Regions from separate parts of the Homo sapiens genome. Here region 1 is linked to region 2. A link is an interaction called in ENCODE POLR2A ChIA-PET data of the cell type or tissue named here. Cell type or tissue: OCI-LY7. All regions are shown on one strand. Each heading gives the region's core, and the rest is flanking DNA. Links, peaks and the distances in the headings are about the cores only.

The links. ChIA-PET counts read pairs that join two places held together with the same protein. Peaks named below come from ENCODE experiments on the same cell type or tissue, not always from the same donor. Only the 100,000 strongest peaks of a DNase experiment are listed, where the experiment ranks them.
Region 1: POLR2A ChIA-PET joins it to region 2 with 6 read pairs; 2 of 35 experiments call an interaction of 5 or more read pairs at or near these places.

The regions. Positions count from the first base shown.
Region 1 is chr17:64,631,922-64,643,038 of GRCh38, forward strand. All of the region lies in intron 1 of SMURF2 (SMAD specific E3 ubiquitin protein ligase 2), which reads right to left. Among named protein-coding and RNA genes, the nearest start is that of SMURF2, 25 kb to the right of the region's middle. In OCI-LY7, for the core only: no CTCF peak of the experiment used is centred there; no DNase peak of the experiment used is centred there.
Region 2 is chr17:64,451,236-64,461,155 of GRCh38, forward strand. MILR1 (mast cell immunoglobulin like receptor 1) reads left to right here. Exons shown (of 10, transcript NM_001085423.2): 3 at 1,362-1,631; 4 at 6,165-6,449; 5 at 9,587-9,697. Among named protein-coding and RNA genes, the nearest start is that of MILR1, 7.1 kb to the left of the region's middle. RefSeq lists an enhancer at 6,111-6,170. In OCI-LY7, for the core only: no CTCF peak of the experiment used is centred there; a DNase peak (open chromatin) is centred at 5,206; H3K4me3 peaks cover 1,465 bases; H3K27ac peaks cover 3,072 bases.

The sequences.
Region 1 (11,117 bases), core at 2,719-6,718, 180 kb after region 2:
CCCACCACCCTAGTATTATTCTAAGACTCTCTTTTTTTGCGGGGGGGGGGGGGGGGGGGTGGACAGAGGCACACTCGCCCACGCTGAGTACAATGTTGCGATCTCGGCTCACTGCCAACCTCTGCCTCCCGGGTTCAAGCAATTCTCCTGCCTCAGCCTCCCAAGTAGCTGGGATTACAATCGCTCACTACCACACCCAGCTAATTTTTGTATTTTTAGTAGAGACGGGGTTTCACTATGTTGACCAGGCTGGTCTCAAACTCCTGACCTCAAATGATCTGCCCACCTCGACCTCCCAAAGTGCTGGGATTACAGGCATAAGCCACCACCTCTTTTTAAAAAGGGGTGGGTGGGAGGAAGCAAAGCTAAATTTTAATCTCCAGAAATTTTGACTTGCCACATCAATCACAAATTTATACATTAGCTCAGATGTCCGGAGCTAGACTGGCCAAAGTGTCGTGCAATCCACACCACATGGTTAATAACTGACCATGCCCCTACACACTCCTAACATCAACCCTCCCAGGAAATGTGTGTCTATTAAACCAAATCCATTTCCAATTGACTTATACTCAGGGCAGCTGTGGGAAAGAGAGATGGGCAGGAAACAAACAAACAAAAACTTCTCTTAATTCAAAACACATAGTCAGCCTATTTGACCTAAAACCTGGTCTTAAGGAAGTTACAAATGCTTCCTATATTCTCTTTTCAGCTGAAGGGGAAAATGAGACAAGTCTTGGGGAAAAAAACTGTTCAAAGGCCTCCAGACTTCTGTCAAGAGACCTAAACAATTTAGGAAGACAGTGTAACACAGAGCTTAGAGACAGGAATAAAACACATCTGGTTTCAAATTCCAGCTTCCCACGCTTAAGAGAAGGGCTGTGAGCCCTTGGACAAATGACTTAACCTCTCTGAGATCAGTGTTTTCTGATGACAATATGATAGTATTTGTACTCGCCTACTTCAGAGTATTATTTTGAGGATTAAGTGAGATGACTTAGGTAAAGAGTTTCTTAAAACTTTGCAAATAGGGATACACAGTATTTATTGTTATAACAGAAGGTAGAGGCTGCATGTGGTGGCTCAAGTCTGTAATCTCAGCACTTTGGGAGGCCAAGGCAGGGAGATAGCTTGAGCCCAGAAGTTCGAGGCCAGCCTGGGCAACCTGAGGAGACCCTGTCTCTATAAAAACACAAAAATTAGCCAGGCGTGGTGGCACGCACCTATAGTCCCAGCTACTTGGGAGGCTGAAGTGGGAGGATGGCTTGAGCCCAGGAGGCCGAGGCTGCAGTGAGCCATGATCATATCACTGTACTCCATCCTGGGTGACAAAGCAAGACCCTGTTTCAAAAACAAAACAAAACAAAAAAACAGATCTCTACCTATAGATTCTTCTATATCCAGGTACTGGGAGTCAATCAGGGTCCCTCAAAATCAAATAGAGGAAAGAACAACTTCAAAGAGAAAGCAGAGTATAAAAACAGAGAAAGAACACTCCCTTTCCACTTAAACCCTCCATACCCACACCGGTATCATTCCATCCCAGGTGAAAATGTTTATTAGCTGGGTAAAAATAAATACATAAATCCCTTTACCATATATTTACAATACAATATAGTAAGAATAACCATTAAATATGTCATATTCACTTTGTTGCAAGTTTAAATTCCAGGATTCAACTAGCATCATTGGTTTGTTTTTCACATAACATGAATTATCTTACAACTTCAGTTGATTAGAGGCATTAGAGAATCAGTAATAATTCTGGTCCCTACAATTCTGAGCCTTCAATAATATGCTGAAAACACCAAACAACTTTCAATTCTAAACTTTAGAGGTAACTTATAAACACAGGCAACTACCAAGAGATTAGCCCCCCACCCCCCAAAAAAATGTTGTGAAGAGTTTTATACTCTCCATACAAAGTTACTGTAAAAACATAAAATTTATATAGGCTGAGTGTGGTGGCTCATGCCTGTCATCCCAACACTTTAGGAGGCCGAGGTGGGCAGATCACCTGAGGTCAGGAGCTTGAGACCAGCATGGCCAACATGGCGAAACTGTCTCTACTAAAATACAAAAATTAGCCAGGTGTGGTGGTGCGCGCCTGTAATCCCAGCTACTTGGGAGGCTGAGGCACAAAAATAGCTTGAACCCAGAAGCTGGAGGTTGCAGTGAGCCGAGATCCCACCACTGCACTCCAGCCTGGGCGACAGTGAGACTGTTTCAAAACAAAAAACAAAAACAAAAAGAGAATAACTGGCTGCTAGCATTCTTGGAGCTAAGTAATACAAGGGGGCTGGGAGTTTCACCATTTAAAGATGTGGCAAATCCCCTCATTTTCAGCTGGGCATTTCTTTACCACCTTCCACAGCACCAGGTATTCCTGGGTCTATAGGCAGTCTGGCTTTCTCCACAAGATAAATCTTTGACTTTTTTGTGAGGTTGGGTAAGAACACTCATCTGCTTGCCTAGGATGAGGCATGTATAGAACTTTCCACTGACTTTAAACCATTTCCTGCTTTCAGCTTCACATCTTGCTTGCACCCTCAGAGATACCTGGCACCTTCAATTCCTGAGTCTTCCTAGAGATAGGTGATATGAACTGGCTAGAATCATGCAAGGAATTGGTATCCGCCTCTGTAGATATTTTATATTCCACTTTCTCAGCTAATTAATCTACTCCAACCACCTTCCATTTCCCTGAAGTTTTTTTATACCACTTATTTACTGTCTCCTGTTCTTTCTGCTCTTGCAGATTTATGCTGTTTTCATTCTCTTACTCACTGTGAATGGGGCTTGGGGACAGAGCAGAAATAAACATATTTGTTCAATTCAAGCTTAAAAAGAAGACACAGTCCTTGAATGATTTTTATCTGATGCTAATACATATCCTGGGTGCATTCAGATTTCATGAAGCCTGGAGTTTACAGAGTTTGGAGGCTCCATTTTAAGAGCACAGAATTGGGTATTGACAGCCAATATTCAATTTAGAATGAGAAAATAAATCATAAATTTTAACAAACTGGCAAAAGCCACAAACATCATAACCTAATAATAATAATAATAATATTTGTTATGACAAGTTTTTTTCCCATTTGTTTCCAGATAAAAGTCACATAAGGCCAGGCATGGTGGCTCACACCTGTAATCTCAGCACTTTGGGAGGCCAGGGTGAGTGGATCGCTTGAGGCCAGAAGTTCATGACCAGCCTGGCCAACATGGTGAAATTCCATCTCTATTAAAAATACAAAAATTAGCTGGGCGTGGTGGTGCACAGCTGTAATCCCAGGTACTTGGGAGGCTGAGGCACGAGAATTGCTTGAACCAGGGAGGTGGAGGTTGCGGTGAGCCGAGATCACACCACTGCACTCTGGCCTGGGCGACAGAGCGAGACTAGGTCTCAAAATAAATAAATAAATAATAAAAGTCACATAACATGAAAATCACCAAGTTAAACTGTATAATTCAATAATTTTTAGCATAGTCACAGTGCTGTACAACCATCACCAATATCTAATTCCAGAACATTTCCATCACCCCAAAACAACCCCCATACTACCTGTTAGCAGTCACTCCCCATCTTCCCTCCCCCATCCCCTAGCAACCTGAAAATCTACCTTCTGTCTATGGATTTGCCAAGTGGAATTAAACAATATGGCTTTTTGTGTCTGGCTTCTTTCAATCAACCTAATTTTTTGAGCTCATCCATACTATAGCATACATCATCAGCACTTTATTCCCTTTTATGGCTGAATAATATTCCATTGTATAGATATGCCATATTTTGTTTATCCATTCAGTTGACAGACATCTGAGTTGTTTCCACCCAACTATTTTGGCTGTTATGAATAATGCTACTATGCACAAGATTTTGTGTGAACATATGTTTTCAGTTCTCTTATGTATGTACCTAGGAATGGAATTGCTGAGTCATGTAGTAACTATGTTTAATTTTTCTGAAAAACTGCCACAAACTGTTTAGCAGAGTGGTTGAACTACTTTACATTCCCACCAACAATGTATGAGGGTTCCAATTTCTCCACATCTTTGCTAACATTTGTTATTTTCCCATTATTATAGCCCTTCTAGTGGTCGTGAAGTAGTATCCCATTGTGGTTTTCATTTTCATTTCCCTAATGATTCATGATATTGGGCATCTTTTCATGTGCTTTTTGGCCACTGATATATCTTCTCTGGAGAACTGTCTATTCAAACCCTTTGCCCTTTTTTTTGAAATGTGGTCTCACTATGCTGCCCAGGCTGTTCTCAGGGGATCCTCCCACCTCAGCCTCTCAAGTAGCTGAGACTATAGGCATGTGCCAACACATCTGGCTAGCTGCCCATTTTTTAACTGGATTGTTTGTCCTTTTATTGTTGAGTTTTAAGAGTTCCTTAAGGCCGGGTGCGGTGGCTCACACCTGTAATCCCAGCACTTTGGGAGGCTGAGGTTGGTGGATCACCTGAGATCAGGAGTTCAAGACCAGCCTGGCCAACATGGCAAAACTCCATCTCTACTAAAAATATAAACATTAGCTGGACGTGGTGGCACACACCTGTAATCCCGGCTACGCGGGAGGCTGAGGCAGGAGAATCGCTTGAACCCAGGAGGTGGAGGTTGAGTGAGACGAGATTGCATGCCACTGCACTCAGCCTGGACATCAGGGCCAGACTCTGCCTCAAAAAAAAAAAAAAAAAAAAAAAAAAATTAGCTGGGCATGGTGGTGTGCACCTGTAGTCCCAGCTACTCAGGAGGCTGAGGCAGAAGAATCACTTGAACCCAGGAGGTGGAGGTTGCAGTGAGCTAAGATCATGCTGCTGCACTCCTGCCTAGGCGACAGAGCAAGACTCCGCCTCAAAAAAAGAAAAAAAAAAAAAGAGTTCTTTATATATTCTGTATACTAGACCCTTATCAGGTATAATTTATAAATATTTTCTCTCATTCTATGAGTTATCTTTTAGCTTTCTTATTAGTGTCCTTTTGGACACAAACGTTTTTAATTTTGATAGAGTCTAGGCTGGGTGCAGTGGCTAATACCTGTAATCCTGTCACTTTGGCAGGCCGAGACAAGAGGATCTCTTGAGCCCAGGAGTTCGAGACCAGTCTGGGCAACAGAGTGAGACCTCATCTTTACAAAAATAAATAAATAAGATTTTTGTTTAAATTGACAGAATCCAATCCAAAGTCTTGTGTTTCTATCTAAGAGATTTTTTTTTTTTTTTGAGACACAGTCTTGCTCTGTCACCCAGGCTGGAGTGCAGTGGCACGGTCTCGGCTCACTACAATCTCCGCCTCCCAGGTTCAAGCGATTCTCTTGCCTCAGCCTCCCAAGTAAGTGAGATTACAGGTGCCTGCCACCATTCCTGGCTAATTTTTGTATTTTTAGTAGAGACGGGGTTTCATCATGTTGGCCAGACTGGTCCCGAACTCCTGGCCTCAAACAACCACTCGTCTCGACCTCCCAAAGTGCCAGGATTACAGGTGTGAGCCACCACACCCAGCCATCCATCTAAGAGTCTTATGGCTTGCATTGTTACATTTAGTCTTTAATCCACTTTGAGTTAATTTTTATATATGGCATGAGGTAGAGGTTCAACTTCATTCTTTTGCATGTGGAAATCCAGTTGGTCCAACACATTATTATTATTATTATTTTCTTGAGACGGAGTCTCATTCTGTTGCCCAGGCTGGAGTGTAATAGTGCGATCTTGGCTCACTGTAACTGCTGCCTCCCAGGTTCAGGCGATTCTCCCACCTCTGCCTCCCCAGTAGCTGAGACTACAGTCGTGTGCCACCATGCCTGGCTAATTTTTGTATTTTTAGTAGAGACAGGGTTTCACCATGTGGACCGTGCTGGTCTCAAACTACTGACTTCAAATGATCCACCCACCTTGGCCTTCCAAAGTGCTGGGATTACAGGTGTGAGCCACAGAACCCGGTCCCAATGCCATTTTTTAAAAAGACTAATCTTTCCCCATTGAATGGTTTTGGCGCCCTAGTCAAAAAAAAAAAAAAAAAAAATCAACTGACCACAAATGTATAATTTTCTTTCTGGACTTTCTATTCTATTCCATTGATCTATATCTCAATCCTTACACCAGTACCACACTTTCCCATGAGTTTTTTTTTTTTCCTTTTTCTTTTTTTTTTTTTTTTTTTTGACAGAGTCTCACTCTGTTGCCCAGGCTGGAGTGCAGTGGCACGATCTTGGCGGCTCACTGCAACCTCCACCTCCTGGGTTCAAGTGATTCTCCTACCTCAGCCTCCCAAGTAGCTAGGATTACAGGCATGTGCCACCAAGCCCGACTAATTTTTGTATTTCTAATAGAGATGGGGTTTCACCATGGTGGCCAGGCTGGTCTTGAACTCCTGACCTCAAGTGATCCACTCACCTCAGTTTCTCAAAGTGCTGGGATTACAGGCATGAGCCACTGCGCCTGACCAATTTTTGTATTTTTATTAGAGACAGTGTTTCGTCATGTTGGGCAGGCTGGTCTCAAACTCCTGACCTCAAGTGATCTGCCTGCCTCAGCCTCCCAAAGTGCTGGGATTACAGGCGTAAGCCACCACGCTCAGCCTGTTGTTATTGATGGCTTAGAAAAGTTTTCTTTTAGCACAGGAACATCATCAATAAATAATGTTATATCAACTTTTAGGACTATGGTCAAACCTGGGAAAATTCTTAACAAGTCTCTTTCATTAAAGCTACAAAATCTTAAAGAATTTTCCCCAGACTGGCTTTTGACATCAAACCTTGTTTTTCCTCTACTAACCACACACTTTGGGTGCCAGATGCCATAGGACACATTCATATTGCTAGACAACCTCTAGCTATGCACGTTTATGTCACAATGCCCCATGAGTTAGCACAACAGACATAGAGTATTCCTAGAAACCATTCCCATACTGGGATGGCTAGTAATACCTTGACTATACACAAAGAGGCTATGAACCATGTAAACATATCCTGCTAAAATCCAACTAAATATCTCTCCAAGTCAATTTCCCCATAGCCAGACCCCAAAAGTGCCCACAGCCATTCCAATGCCACCCAACATAAGGAAGAGTGTAACAAAGGGGAAGTCAGGTAAAAAGACGGCAATTTTAGCTGACTGTGGTTTAGATAACTTACATTTGCAAATTCTTCAAAGATATGTGACCACATACTGGCAATGTTCTGTTTCTTGATCTGGATGCTAGTTATATATGTGTGTTCAGTTTGTGAAAAATCTTAAACTACACACTTATAATATTTATGAATTTTCTCATTCATATATTATATACCAATAAAACTTTTTAAAAATTAACCAAGTGAACACATTGCTAGGGTCCCTCCCAGACCCTCAGATTGGGTCTTGAAAATTAAGCTTCAGGCTGGGCGTGGTGAGTCACACCTGTAATCCCAGCACTTTGGGAGGCTGAGGTGAGTGGATCACTTGAGGTCAGGAGTTCCAGACCGGCCTGACCAACATGGGAAAACCCTGTCTCTACTAAAAATACAAAAATTAGCCAAGCCTGGTGGTGCACATCTGTAATCCCAGCTACTTGGGAGGCTGAGGCAGGAGAATCACTTGAACCCGGGAGGCGGAGGTTGCAGTAAATTGAGATCGCACCACTGCACTCCAGTCTGGGCGACAGAGCGAGACTCTGACTCAAAAAAAAAAGAAAATTAAGGTTCATTAGTTTCAAAGAGATAATAGCAACTGGATATCATAAGATGTGGTGTCTAATACCAGCTATACCATGAATTACCCATGGGACTTGGAGAAGACACATATGCCTCCCTAAGCAATTTTCTCACCTAAAATGGGGAAGTTTAAGTCAGACTATAAACTCTAAGACTTCTTTCCAGTAGTCACTCAAGAAATACTTCCCAAGTACCCGTTACTGTTTGGCATCACATTAGGTAAATGAAACACACACACAATCCCTGCCCTGTGGGTGCTCCCCATCTAATAGGGATTAAAAAACAATGAGCAGCATTAGGTAAAAACTAATCGGAATAAATATGGATTTTAGTTAATAAAAGTGTACCAATATTGGTTCATTAATTATAACAAATATACCATACTAATGTAAGATTAGTTTAGTTAATAGGGAAAACTGGTTATGGAAATACAGGAATTCTATACTATCTTCAGATTTACAGATCTTTAGATTTACAGATTTTTCTTATCTTTAGACTTACAGGTTTTTCTATACATCTAAAAGTATTCTAAAATCAAAAGTTTATTTTTAAAAAGACAGTAAACAGGTAAATAAATGAATATTAAAAGAAATTGTGTTCAGTTCTCAGAAGTTAACAGGATATTATGGAGGTAGCATAATGAGAGTAGAGACTACTTTAGACAGACTACTTAGGAACTCTTTGAGATAATACAACTGACACAGAAAAATAAGAAGAAACAAGAGAAAGAAAATTCCTTCAAAAGAAAGAATATATACAAAGACTCTGAGGTGGAAGAGATTGGCCTTTTCAAGAAATTAAAAGAAAATCCACGTGACTAAAGCATAATGAGCAAAGGAAAGCCCAGTCAACAGGGGCAGATTATATAAGGTCTTGGATAAATAGTGTCTATTTCATTCAAAGTATAATGGAAAGACACTGGAGGGTTAAAGCAAGGAAGTAAAATCATCCAATTTACTTTTTTCTTTTTTAATTCATGAAGCTATACTGTGGAGAATGGATTATAGACGGGTTAAAGAAAAACAATGAGGCCGGGCACAGTGGCTCACACCTATAATCCCAGCACTTTGGGAGGCCAAGGCAGGCAGATCACGAGGTCAGGAGACCAAGACCATCCTGGCCAACATGGTGAAACCCCGTCTGTACTAAAAATACAAAAATTAGCTGGGCATGGTGGCGGGTGCCTGTGATCCCAGCTACTCAGAAGGCTGAGGCAGGAGAATCATCTGAACCAGGGAGTCGGAGATTGCAGTAAGCCGAGATCATGCCACAGCACTCCAGCTTGGCAACAGAGTGAGACTCCATCTCAAAAAAAAAAAAAGAAAAAAGAAAAAAAAGAAAAACAATGCAGACCCTATAGGGAAGCACTAACATCATTTTATTCTTAACCCTGAATTATAATATTTTTTCAATACAAAAATCATTCCAAAAAAAAACATTTCAGAGAATTAAAGAATTAAATTCACATATTCATATAAATTATTTTATTCAGATAGTATCTGCTTTTTTACCAATCTGCTTCTCTATGACCTTTATAATCCTTTATCAAAATAATTTATGGATTTTATACTTTAATAAGCTATCATAACTCTTCTAGAAGCTGCTGAAAATTTTTATGCCATTTGTTAAGTGCTCTGTAATAAAATTCCTGGAAATTCAAAGGTAGAACATAAAATAAATTATAAAAGCTGAAAATTTTTATCTATTAGATTAATATATCAAAGAATAAATAGTCCAACCCCCCAAAAAAAACAAAAAGTAGCAGCACCTGCTGCCACTGCCACCACCTGTGACAATTTTTTAAATGGCTGCAAATTCTTTGAAACTTCTTCTATCAAGATATGGGAGTTCATGTTCCCTCTCCTTGAATCTAGAATAGCCTGTAACTAACTTGTTTTGTAACCAATAGAATGCAGGTAGGACCTCCTAGGCTAAGTCAGAAAAGGAGATGTAACTTTCACTTTGTTCCTTGGACAATTCCTGCTGGTGCCCTGAGTCAGTCATGTTAGCAGTGTAGCTGCCGTAAAGCTGCCATAAACCAGCCCATGTAGACAGACCACATGGAGGCTCTGACATGACCTGAAGTGAGAGATATGCCCAGCCACCCCCCAGCAATTCCAGTTCCAGCCACCATCTGAATAAACACACAATAGACTCTGGGCCAAAATGACCCAATTAAGCCCCTTGCCAAATCCCTGACCCACAGAAACCATGAGATGATAAAACTATTAGTCTCACTCCAGCTGGAATGCAATGGCACAATCTCGGCTCACTGCAACCTCCACCTCCTGGATTCAAGCAATTCTCCTGCCTCAGCCTCCCGAGTAGCTGGAATTACAGGTGCATGCCGCCATGCCTGCCTAATTTTTTGTATTTTAGTAGAAACAGGGTTTCACCATGTTGCACAGGCTGGTCTCAAACTCCTGAGCTCAGGCAATCTGCCCGACTCAGCCTCCCGAAGTGCTGGGATTACAGGCGTGAGCCATCACGCCCGGCCCTAGGGTCATTTTTTATGCAGCAATTCTAATAAGCCCTTTCTAGCAAATATGTGATAATTCATGTGAATAATTGGGAGGAGGAGAAGAATTTGTTTGGCTAGCAATGCAGGTCGATTTTCCAGCTTCCAAGTATCTAAGGGATCTGGAAAAGCTATGTAATATTACTGTAACTCACAGAAAGCAAGGTACATCCTCCCTAAAGTCAGCATAATTGGCCTTATAATCTCTACAGATTCTTTACCTGCATCATGATTCTTCTATAGCAAAAGAGAATGGATAAATATACTTATCAGGCCACTGAGTAGTCAACTGAGAGCCTTGCACTATATAATCCTACTAAATGTAGTAGTTATTTATTATGGCCTAAATTAATCCCTGGCCTCTCCTGAAACAAAAATGAGTGAGCCATTTATTGCAGAAGCATCAAAACTGCCAAACAAAGCAAAAATTAAGTTTACTCTTTTGAACCAAGAATTATCACACATTACCACTAAGAAGGACAGACAGATCTTTTAAATTATGTTTATCAGCCATCCCTTTTTAAAACTTTCATTCATTTAATTAACACATATCTATTAAGCACTGTGTGTAGGCAAATATTAGTATGAATGAGTCTATAGCTATAAAGAAGTTCACAGTGCTATGGAGAAAACATCAACCAACCAATTTTAAGTTGAATTTTATTTATTTATTTATTTATTTTTTGAGACAGGGTCTTCCTCTGTCGCCCCAGTTGCAGTGCAGTGGCACACTCATGGCTCACTGCAGCTTCGACCTCCCAGGCTCAAGAGATCCTCCCACCTCAGCCTCCCTGGTGGCTGGGACTACAGGCATGCACCACCACGCCTGGCTAATTTTTTTGTATGTTTTGTAGAGACGGAGTTTCACCCTGTTATCCAGGCTTAAGTTGAATTTTACCCTTTATTTTTTA
Region 2 (9,920 bases), core at 3,695-7,694:
CAAGCTCAATTGATCCTCCCACCTCAGCCTCCTGAGTAGTGCCATACAGGTACGCACCATCATGCCCAGCTAATTTTTGTATTTTTAGTAGAGACAGGGTTTCACCATTTGCCCAGGCTGGTCTCGAACTCCTGGACTCAAGAGATCTGCCTGCCTCAGCCTCCCAAATTGCTGGGATTACAGGCATGAGCCACCATGCCTGGCCAATCATTTTTAAACTTTGTACCAATCTGATGAGTGAAAAATGATATCTCAGTGTTGTTTTAATTTGCAGTTGCCTCATTACTTGTGAAGTTGAGCATCTTTTTCATGTTTACTGGCCACAAAAGCTCTAGCATTCCTAGATAAAAAAAACTTAGGGATGGCTATTTGGTTGGAAAGGTAGTTTAGGTCTTGTCTTAAAGTTGAGTTTATATGGCGGGGCACAGTGACTCACACCTGTAATCCCGGCACTTTGGGAGGCTGAAGCAGGCAGTCACTTGAGGTCAGGAGTTCAAGACGAGCCTGGACAACATGGTGAAACCCTGTCTCTACCAAAACTACAAAAATTAGCTGGGCATGGTGGTGTGTGCCTATAGTTCAGCTACTCAGGAGGCTGAGGCAGGAGGATCAGTTGAGCCTGGAAGGTGGAGGCTGTGGTGAGTCAAGATGGTGCCACTGCGCTCCAGCCTGGGCAACAGAGTGAGACTCTGTCTCAAAAAAAAAAAAAAGTTGAGCTTATATAAGACTGAGAAAATGTTAATTGTCCAGATCAAAGAGTGGGAGGAGAGTTTACTGCATTTTTAAAAGCATTTTTGAAGAGTCTAAATCTGTCTTCCACCCAAGCCATCCATTGGTCCCAGCTATGTTTTTTTTTTTTTTTGTTCTGTTTTGTTTTTTAAAAATTAGAGACGAGGTCTCACTTGTTGCCCAGGCTGTTCTCGAACTCCTGACCTCAAGTGACCCTCCCACCACAGCCTCCCAAAGTGCTAGGATTATAGGCGTCAACCACCACACCCAACTTCAAGAACTTTTTATTTATTATTATTTTTATTTTTTGAGGTAGTCTCACTCTGTCACCCAGCCTGGAGTGCAGTGGCATGATCTTGGCTCACTGCAACCTCCGCCTCCCTAGTTCAAGCAATTCTCCTGCCTCAGCCTCCTGAGTAGCTGGGATTACAGGTGCCCACCACCATGCCAGCTAATTTTTGTATTTTTAGTAGAGACAGGGTTTTGCCATGTTGCCCAGACTGGTATCAAACTCATGGCCTCAAGTGATCCACCTGCCTCGGCCGCCCAAAGTGCTGGGATTACAGGCGTGAACCACCTTGCCCGGCCAGGATCTTAAGAAGGACTTTTTCTTGTGTCATTTTGTTTTTCAGAATTCCCTTCTCCATGTTTGGACTCAAAGACTAAGGTGGTTATGAAGGGTCAAAATGTATCTATGTTTTGTTCCCATAAGAACAAATCACTGCAGATCACCTATTCATTGTTTCGACGTAAGACACACCTGGGAACCCAGGATGGAAAAGGTGAACCTGCGATTTTTAACCTAAGCATCACAGAAGCCCATGAATCAGGCCCCTACAAATGCAAAGCCCAAGTTACCAGCTGTTCAAAATACAGTCGTGACTTCAGCTTCACGATTGTCGGTAAGTAGAGTGCCTGTTCCTTGGAGCCCCTATAATTTATAGGGTGCTTTCTGGTTCTATGAGGGGCTCTCCATGATCCTTGTGAACACTTAAGAACCTGGAAAGTATGTTACTGCGAGCTTTATTCTTTTTTTATTTTTTATTTATTTTTAGACCTGGTCAACAGGAAGTATCTTTTAATTTTTTAATTTTTGAGATCTCTATTCTTTTTTTTTTTTTTGAAACAGAGTCTCACTCAGTTGCCCAGGCTGGAGTACAGTGGTGAAATCATGGTCCACTGCAAACTCCACCTCCTGGGTTCAAGGCATTCTCCTGCCTCAGCCTCCCAAGTAGCTGGGATTACAGGCACCCATCACCACGCCTGGCTAATTTTTGTATTTTTACTTGAGACGAGGTTTCACCATGTTGGTCAGGCTGGTCTCGAACTCCTGACCTCAGGTGATCCGCCTGCCTCAGCCTCCCAAAATGCTGGGATTACAGATGTAAGCCACCATGCCCAGTGAGTTCTCTATTCTTAATCATTCCGTTTCACCTTCTCTTTCAAAGACTTTCGACCATGTCAGATAATAGTCTTATATCTTTAGGCAAAAGTCTTATATCTCAACAATAATTGTGGAGGTCTTTTCTAGAAACTTTATTCTGTGATTCCCATTGTGTGGGCAAAAATCGCTTTTTTTTTTTTTTTTTTTTTCTGAAGCCTTGGGCCCCTTGGAGAGGGTCTTCAAAGCCTCACGCCTTTCCCACCGCTTCCTTAGTGTCAGGGGCCCCATCCGCTAGCACTCTTCCTGCCTAGCCACATCTCACTACTTCTGTGTTTTTCTGTCCCATTTTCCTACCCCAAGCCTGTTACTGCCTAGCATTAAGGGCCTCATCCGTGAAGGTGACCTTGATAATGGACTCCTGTGGGAGGAGAGAAGGCTTCTAGGTAACACATGTATGTTATACCTGGAGTCTTCAAAGCGTAGGGACCCTGACTTCCTGATAACTCTTGAGTGGTCCTCTATGTCTATGCTATCCAGTACGGTACTGTTTAAACTTATTTGTTTATTTTGTTTTATTTTATTTCTTTTTTTCTTTTTTTGAGATGGAGTCTCGCCCTGTCACCCAGGCTGGAGTGCAGTGGTGCGATCTCAGCTCACTTCAACCTCCGCCTTTCGAGTTCAAGCAATTCTCCCACCTCAGCCTCCCGAGTAGCTAGGATTACAGGCATGCACCACCATGCCCAGCTAATTTTTGTATTTTTAATAGAGATGGGGTTTCACCATGTTGACCAGGCTGGTCTTAACTCCTGACCTCAGGTGATCCACCCACCTCAGCCTCCCAAAGTGCTGGGATTACAGGCGTGTGCCACTGCTCCTGGCCAACGTTTATTTATTTAATAGCCTATGTCACCCAGGCTGGAGTGCAGAGGCTACTCACAGGCAATCAAAGCCCATTGCAGCCTCAAACTCCTGTTCTTAAGAGATCCTCCCACCTCAGCATCCTGAATAGCTTGGATTACAAGCACGTGCCATAATTAAAATCAAGTCAATTAAAATTAGATGAAATAAAAAATTTCCCTCCACAGTCTCAGTTACATTTCAAGGCTTTGATAGCCACACCTGTAGCTGGTGGCTGCCACATTGGACAACACAGATGTAGACCATTCCCATCATCACAGAAAGTTCTACTGGGTGACATTGCTGTAGCTCAGTGATTCTTAGCTTTTTAGGTTATAACTGTCTTAATAATCCAATGATAGCAATGAATATCTTCTCCAGAGAAATGCTCATAAAACTACGTATACAAATTTCTGCATAAGGTTTTAGAGAATGCTACGGACTCCAGGTTAGAACCAATTATCTTGGCCAGGTGCGCTGTCTCACAGGTGTAATCCCAGCACTTTGTGAGGCTGAGGCGGGAGGATCACCTGAGCCCAGGAGTTTGAGACCAGCCTGGGAACTATGTGGAGACTGTGTGTCTACAAAAAGTTAAAAAATATATATATGTAGCTGAGCGTGGTGGCGTGCCTATAGTGCCAACTACTCAGGAGGCTGAGTTGGGAGGATTGCCTCAGCCCAGGAGTTCAAGGCTGCAGTGAGCTGTGATTGCACCACTGCACTGCAGCCTGGGTGACAGAGAGAGACCCTGTCTCAAGAAAAAAAAAATCCCAATGATCTTTGGACATAAACTGAGTATATTCCTTGTGAAAGGAAAAGGAAGAAGGAGGGGGAAAATCCCTGCAAACATGGTACTGGAATACGATGGATATGTGAGGGCAGGAACACAGCTGATGGTATTCTCTAGTGGTCAGACTCCTGCTGCACTCAGCAATAAGCCCATCAGTTCATATGTTTTTTGTGCACGACCTTCCTGCAATTTGTTAGGGTAATTACACAGTCTGGTAATAAAACTATCTTGGTAGATTATAAAACTGTATCATCTTCAGTTAGGCCAGATCAATAGGCACTACGGAGTACCTACTCCATGCAAGCAATTGTACTACTGGGTTTTTAATGAGGCCTAAAACATAGTGTTGTCTCCAACCCAGTAAGGGTTGAAACTATGAGCCATAAACACAAATTCATTAATCACTGATTCACTCATCAAAAAAAAATTTTTTTTTTGAGATGGATCTTGCTCTGTCACTCAGGCTGGAGTGCAGTGGCACCATCTCGGCTCACTGCAAGCTCTGCCTCCCGGGTTCACACAATTCTCCTGCCTCAGCCTCCCGAGTAGGTGGGACTACAGGCGCCTGCCACCACGCCTGGCTAATTTTTTTTTTTTTGTATTTTTAGTAGAGACGGGGTTTCACCATGTTAGCCAGGATGGTCTCAATCTCCTGACCTCGTGATCTGCCCACCTCGGCCTCCCAAAGTGCTCACTCATCAAATGTTTAAAGAGAACACAGGGCCGGCTGCAGTGGCTCACGCCTGTAATCCCAGCACTTTGGGAGGTTGAGTGGGGGCAGATCACTTGAGGTCAGTAGTTCAAGACCAGTCTGGCCAACATGGTGAAACCCTGTCTGTACTAAAAATACAAAAATTAGCTAGGCATGGTGGTGGGCACCTGTAATCCCCAGCTACTTGGGAGGCTGAGGCAGGAGAATTGCTTGAACCTGGGAGGTAGAGGTTGCAATGAGCTGAGATCGTGGCACTGCACTCCAGGTTGGGTGACAGAGTGAGACTCCGTCTCAAAACAGAAAAGAAAGTAAATAAAAAAAAAATTGTTTTTAAGTGTGGACTCTTGAAGTCAGTCCCAACTCGGCCATTTACTAGCTGTGTGACCTTGGGCAAATTTCTCAATCTCTCTGAAGCACAGTTGGTTCATCTGTGGAATGGGCATGATACTATCCACACTACAAGACTGTCGTGAAGGTCAAATGAGATCATGTGACTGGCACGCCTGGCACATGATAGATACTTAACAGCTTTTCTTCCTTTCCTATAATACTGTCTTATTAATGCATTATATATATATATAATAAAATGTATAGCTGGGTTTTTCTGTTAGGTCATAGAATAGGCTATGATCTAACAGAGTGTAGCAGACCCATTTCCTGTTGAGAATTTCTCTTGAATCTAGTTAGCAGGGTTACTTCCTGCTCTTTGGAGGAAGTGAAAGATAATTGTGCAGCTGAGTTCTATAAATAAAAGTACAGTTGGAGAAAACGATATTTTTGGGGCTGGGCATGGTGGCTCACACCTGAAATCCCGGCACTTTGGGAGGCTGAGGTGGGAAAATCACTTGAAGCCAAGAGTTTGAGACCAGCCCGGGCAACATAGTGAGACTCTGTCTCTACAAAACATTTAAAAATTAGCCAGCAGTGTGCACCTGTAGTCCCAGCTACAGAGGCTGAGGCAGGAGGATCACTTGAGCCTGGGAGTTTGAGGTTACAGTGAGCTATAATTGTGCCACTTCACTCCAGCATGGTTGAAAGAGCAAAACCCTGTCTCTGAATAAATAAATACATTGAAAAGAAAATGATATTTTTGGATTAAAAAAACCCACTGTAAATTTACAAGGATTGAGAATAAAAGCACTTCTTGGGCCGGGTGTGGTGGCTCCTGCCTGTAACCACAGCACTTTGGGAATTCAAGGTGGGAGGATCACTTGAGGCCAGGAGTTCAAGACCAACCTGGCCAACATGGTAAGGCCCTATGTCTATAAAAAATAAACATAAAAAAGCACTTCTCAGCTTCATACTTAGAACTGGATCATTGACAAAATTATATTCATTATTAACAATAAATAGATTGTGAATTCTAGGAAGGGCAAGCTTGCACCCCAATTCCTCAAAGCAGAGAGATGCCCTCCACTCTCTGGCTTTCTCAGCACTCAGCTGAGAACCTCGGCTAACAACACACTGCACGGGGTTGGCCACATGCCCATTGGCCTTTCCCAGTGGGCCGTGAGCTTCTTGACTTCTCAGGAAGGGGGTCGTTCATCTTGGTTCCACAGCCTGGAGTGGAGTAAGGGTTCCACTCATATTTGTGGTCTGAGTGAGCACACCCAGTCTGTTTATCCTTTTCATGTTCACTTTCATTCTTCCAGACCCGGTGACTTCCCCAGTGCTGAACATTATGGTCATTCAAACAGAAACAGACCGACATATAACATTACATTGCCTCTCAGTCAATGGCTCGCTGCCCATCAATTACACTTTCTTTGAAAACCATGTTGCCATATCACCAGCTATTTCCAAGTATGACAGGGAGCCTGCTGAATTTAACTTAACCAAGAAGAATCCTGGAGAAGAGGAAGAGTATAGGTGTGAAGCTAAAAACAGATTGCCTAACTATGCAACATACAGTCACCCTGTCACCATGCCCTCAACAGGTAAGAGCAACCTGAGTTCTTTCAGCCAGGTCTGAACTCACTTCCAGAAACTGCAGCTGCTCCTCTGCCCACCCATTTCCCACCATGGCCACCTGACCTTCCAGGTCCTTCTGAAGGTGCATTTGTCAAGGTAGAAGGATAGAAGGAAAACTAGGTCGTGTGCAGTGGCTCACACCTGTAATCCCAGCACTTTGGAAGGTTGTGGCTGGCAGATCACTTGAAGGGTCTCTTTGGTAGAGTCCATGCAAACTCTCATGGGGTTGCTTTCTGCCATAAAGGAACCACAGAAAGGCCTAGAAACTGGAGCAGGAGGGGGACTTGTGGCAAAACTTTCTGCCCTGCCTTTCCAATTTGCATCTGTCTTAGAACTGCCAGGTCTTTTAGTTTTCTTTGTTTTTTCATCATTTGTATGTCTGCCTTTCTTTCTTTTCCTTCCTTCCTTCCTTCCTTCTTGTATGCCTGCCTTTCTTTCCCTTCCTTCCTTCCTTCCCTCCTTCCTTCCTTCCTTCTTTCCTTCCTTCCTTCCTTCTTTCTTTTCTTTTCTTTTTTTCAGAGTGTCACTCTGTTGCCCAGGCTGGAGTGCAGTGGTGTGATCTCAGCTCATTGCAACCTTTGCCTCCCAGGTTCTAGAGATTCTTGTGCCTCAGCCTCCTGAGTAGCTGGGACTACAGGCACCCGCCACCACGCTTGGCTAATTTTTGTATTTTCAGTAGAGACGGGTTTTCACCATGTTGGCCAGACTGGTCTCGAACTCCTGGCCCCAAGCGATCTGCCCACCTCGGCCTCCCAAAATGCTGGGATAACAGCTGTGAGCCACTGTGCCTGGCCATCTTGTACTGATTTCTAATACCATGCCCTCCTGCTTGGCTGTTTATTGCTCCACTGCTAATGATGATGGGTCCAGACTCCTGCACCACCCTTGGCTCAGGGCAAGAGAGGCCTCTGGCCAAGCCCTGTGTTTAGTGGGCTCTGGTCTGGTACCTCCAGGCTATGCACCTTCCCCTAGGCTGAGGGGTTCAGGGAGCCGTGGGGATGCAGCCACCTGAACCCTATACTCCCACTTTTCTGCTCCACACTCTAGGTACCTGGACCAAAATCCCCTGCCCAATCAGATCAGAAGCCATTTCCAGGGCCTGTACCAGTCTCTCCCCCAGCTCATCCTCCCGAGGGTGGCCCACAGTAAGGGTATGAGCATCCCTGAACCTGAGCCAAGGGAGCTGTTTATGGGGGGTGTGGATGGTGTTTGCACATGTGGGCTGGGGCGTCCACGTGCATGCAAGGCCCCTTAGGGTGCAGGTCAGAGCCCAGGTCGGGAGCGGGGCAGCCCGGGACTTCAGTGGGTTCTGTCCATGCTGCCACGTCCTGATGCCAAACTCTGGAAAGTCTGAGAATTCCAGATTCAAACCTGACCTTCCAGGTCCTTCTGAAGGTGCATTTGTCAAGGTAGGAGGATAGAAGGAAAACTAGGTCGTGTGCAGTGGCTCACACCTGTAATTCCAGCATTTTGGAAGGTTGTGGCTGGCAGATCACTTGAGCCCAGGAGTTTGAGACCAGCCTGGGTAACATGGCAAAACCCCTGTCTCTACAGAAAATAAAAAAATTAGCCGGGTGTGGTGGTGCATGCCTGTGGTCTCAGCTACTCAGAGGATGAGGTAGGAGGATTGCTTGAGCCTGAGAGGTCGAGGCTGCAGTGAGCTGTGATCATCGTGCCCTGCATTCCAGCCTGCGTAACAGAGCGAGACCCTGTCTCAAAGAAAAAAGAAAAAGAAAAAGAAAGAAAAGAAAAACTAGGTTAGCAAAGGCACAAGGCACACTTGGACATTGACCACTTCACCCAGCCAGGTCCTCAGAACAGAGCCCACGCCCTGGTATTCAGTGAGTGTGGTCTAACAAGTGAGGCAGCCTGCTGGAGTCAGGCACTTGGCTATGAGTCACAGCCCTTCCATTCACTGGCTGTGTGACCTTAGGAAAGTCATTTCACCTCCCTGAGCCTTACTCACCTCATCTATAAAATGGGAGTGATGCCAATGGGATAAATAAGGCAACACAGGTGAAGTGCCTAACACAGTGTCTGGCCTGCAGCTAAAACTCAACAACTGGCAGTTGTTTGGATGACACGAAACATGCTGCCAGGGCTCAGGGCCTTGCCCAGTAAACACCCAGGCTTTTCTGGTGCTCATGACCCCAGAAATGTTGCTGGTATTCGTCCTGTTAAATTCTGTGCTGCTTTTCTCTTCTTTGGGTGGCCCCTGTGGAAGATGTGCTTGGTCATGACTTTTTAAACTTTATTATTTTTATTTTATTTTATTTTATTTATTTATTTATTTATTTATTTATTTATTTATTTATTTATTTATTTATTTGAGATGGAGTCTCACTCACCCAGTCTGGAGTGCAATGGCACGATCTCGGCTCATTGCAACCTCCGCCTCCTGGGTTCAAGCGATTCTCATGCCTCAGCCTCCCAAGTAGCTGGAAATACAGGCACGCGCCACCAGGCCCAGCTAATTTTTATATTTTGGGTAGAGACAGGGTTTCACCATGTTGGCCAGGCTGGTCTCAAACTCCTGACCTCAGGTGATCTACCTGCCTTGGCCTCCCAGAGTGCTAGGATTACAGGTGTAAGCCACTGAGCTCAACCTATTTTTGTTTATTTATTAACTTATTTATAGAGACAGGGTCTGGTTCTGTCCCTCAGGCTGGAGTGCAGTGGCACAATCATAGCTCACTGCAGTCTCCACCTCCCGGGCTCAAGCGATCACCCTGCCTCAGCCTCCTGAGTAGCTGGGATCATAGGCACATGCCATCACACCTGGCTAATTTTTATTTATTTATTTATTTTGTAGAAACAGGGCCTCACTATGTTGCCCAGGCCGGTCTCAAACTCCTGGCCTCAGGCAATCCTCCCACCTTGATCTCCGAAAGTGCTGGGATTACAGGTGTGAGCCACCACGCCCAGTCAAGAACTTTATTGACTAATAAGTCCCGTGAGTTTTAGATGTCATGACCATTTGGGAACCTGGGTGCATAGTACATTGGTTAACTTGGGAGACATCACCTTTTCTAAAACACTTACTGGCTTAATGTCATTGGAAAAGAAAATGCTATGGTCACCAATGGATGCGGTCTTCTTCCAGGCGGAGACAGCTGTCCTTTCTGTCTGAAGCTACTACTTCCAGGGTTATTACTGTTGCTGGTGGTGATAATCCTAATTCTGGCTTTTTGGGTACTGCCCAAATACAAAACAAGTAAGTTCTTTTAGTCGCTTTACCACCCGTTTTCCCGTGGGCTTGGGATACAGACAGCAGGACAGAGGGTGAGGAGAAAGAGAAAAGGGGATTGGAAATAGAATAGGGAGAAAATGAAAATAGGAGGAAAACATGAGAAAGGGGGGCGGGAATGGAATAGACTTCCTGAACGGTTCATGCAGAGGGTAATTCTTTCTCCAGGGAAAGCCTTTTCTGTTTGAGG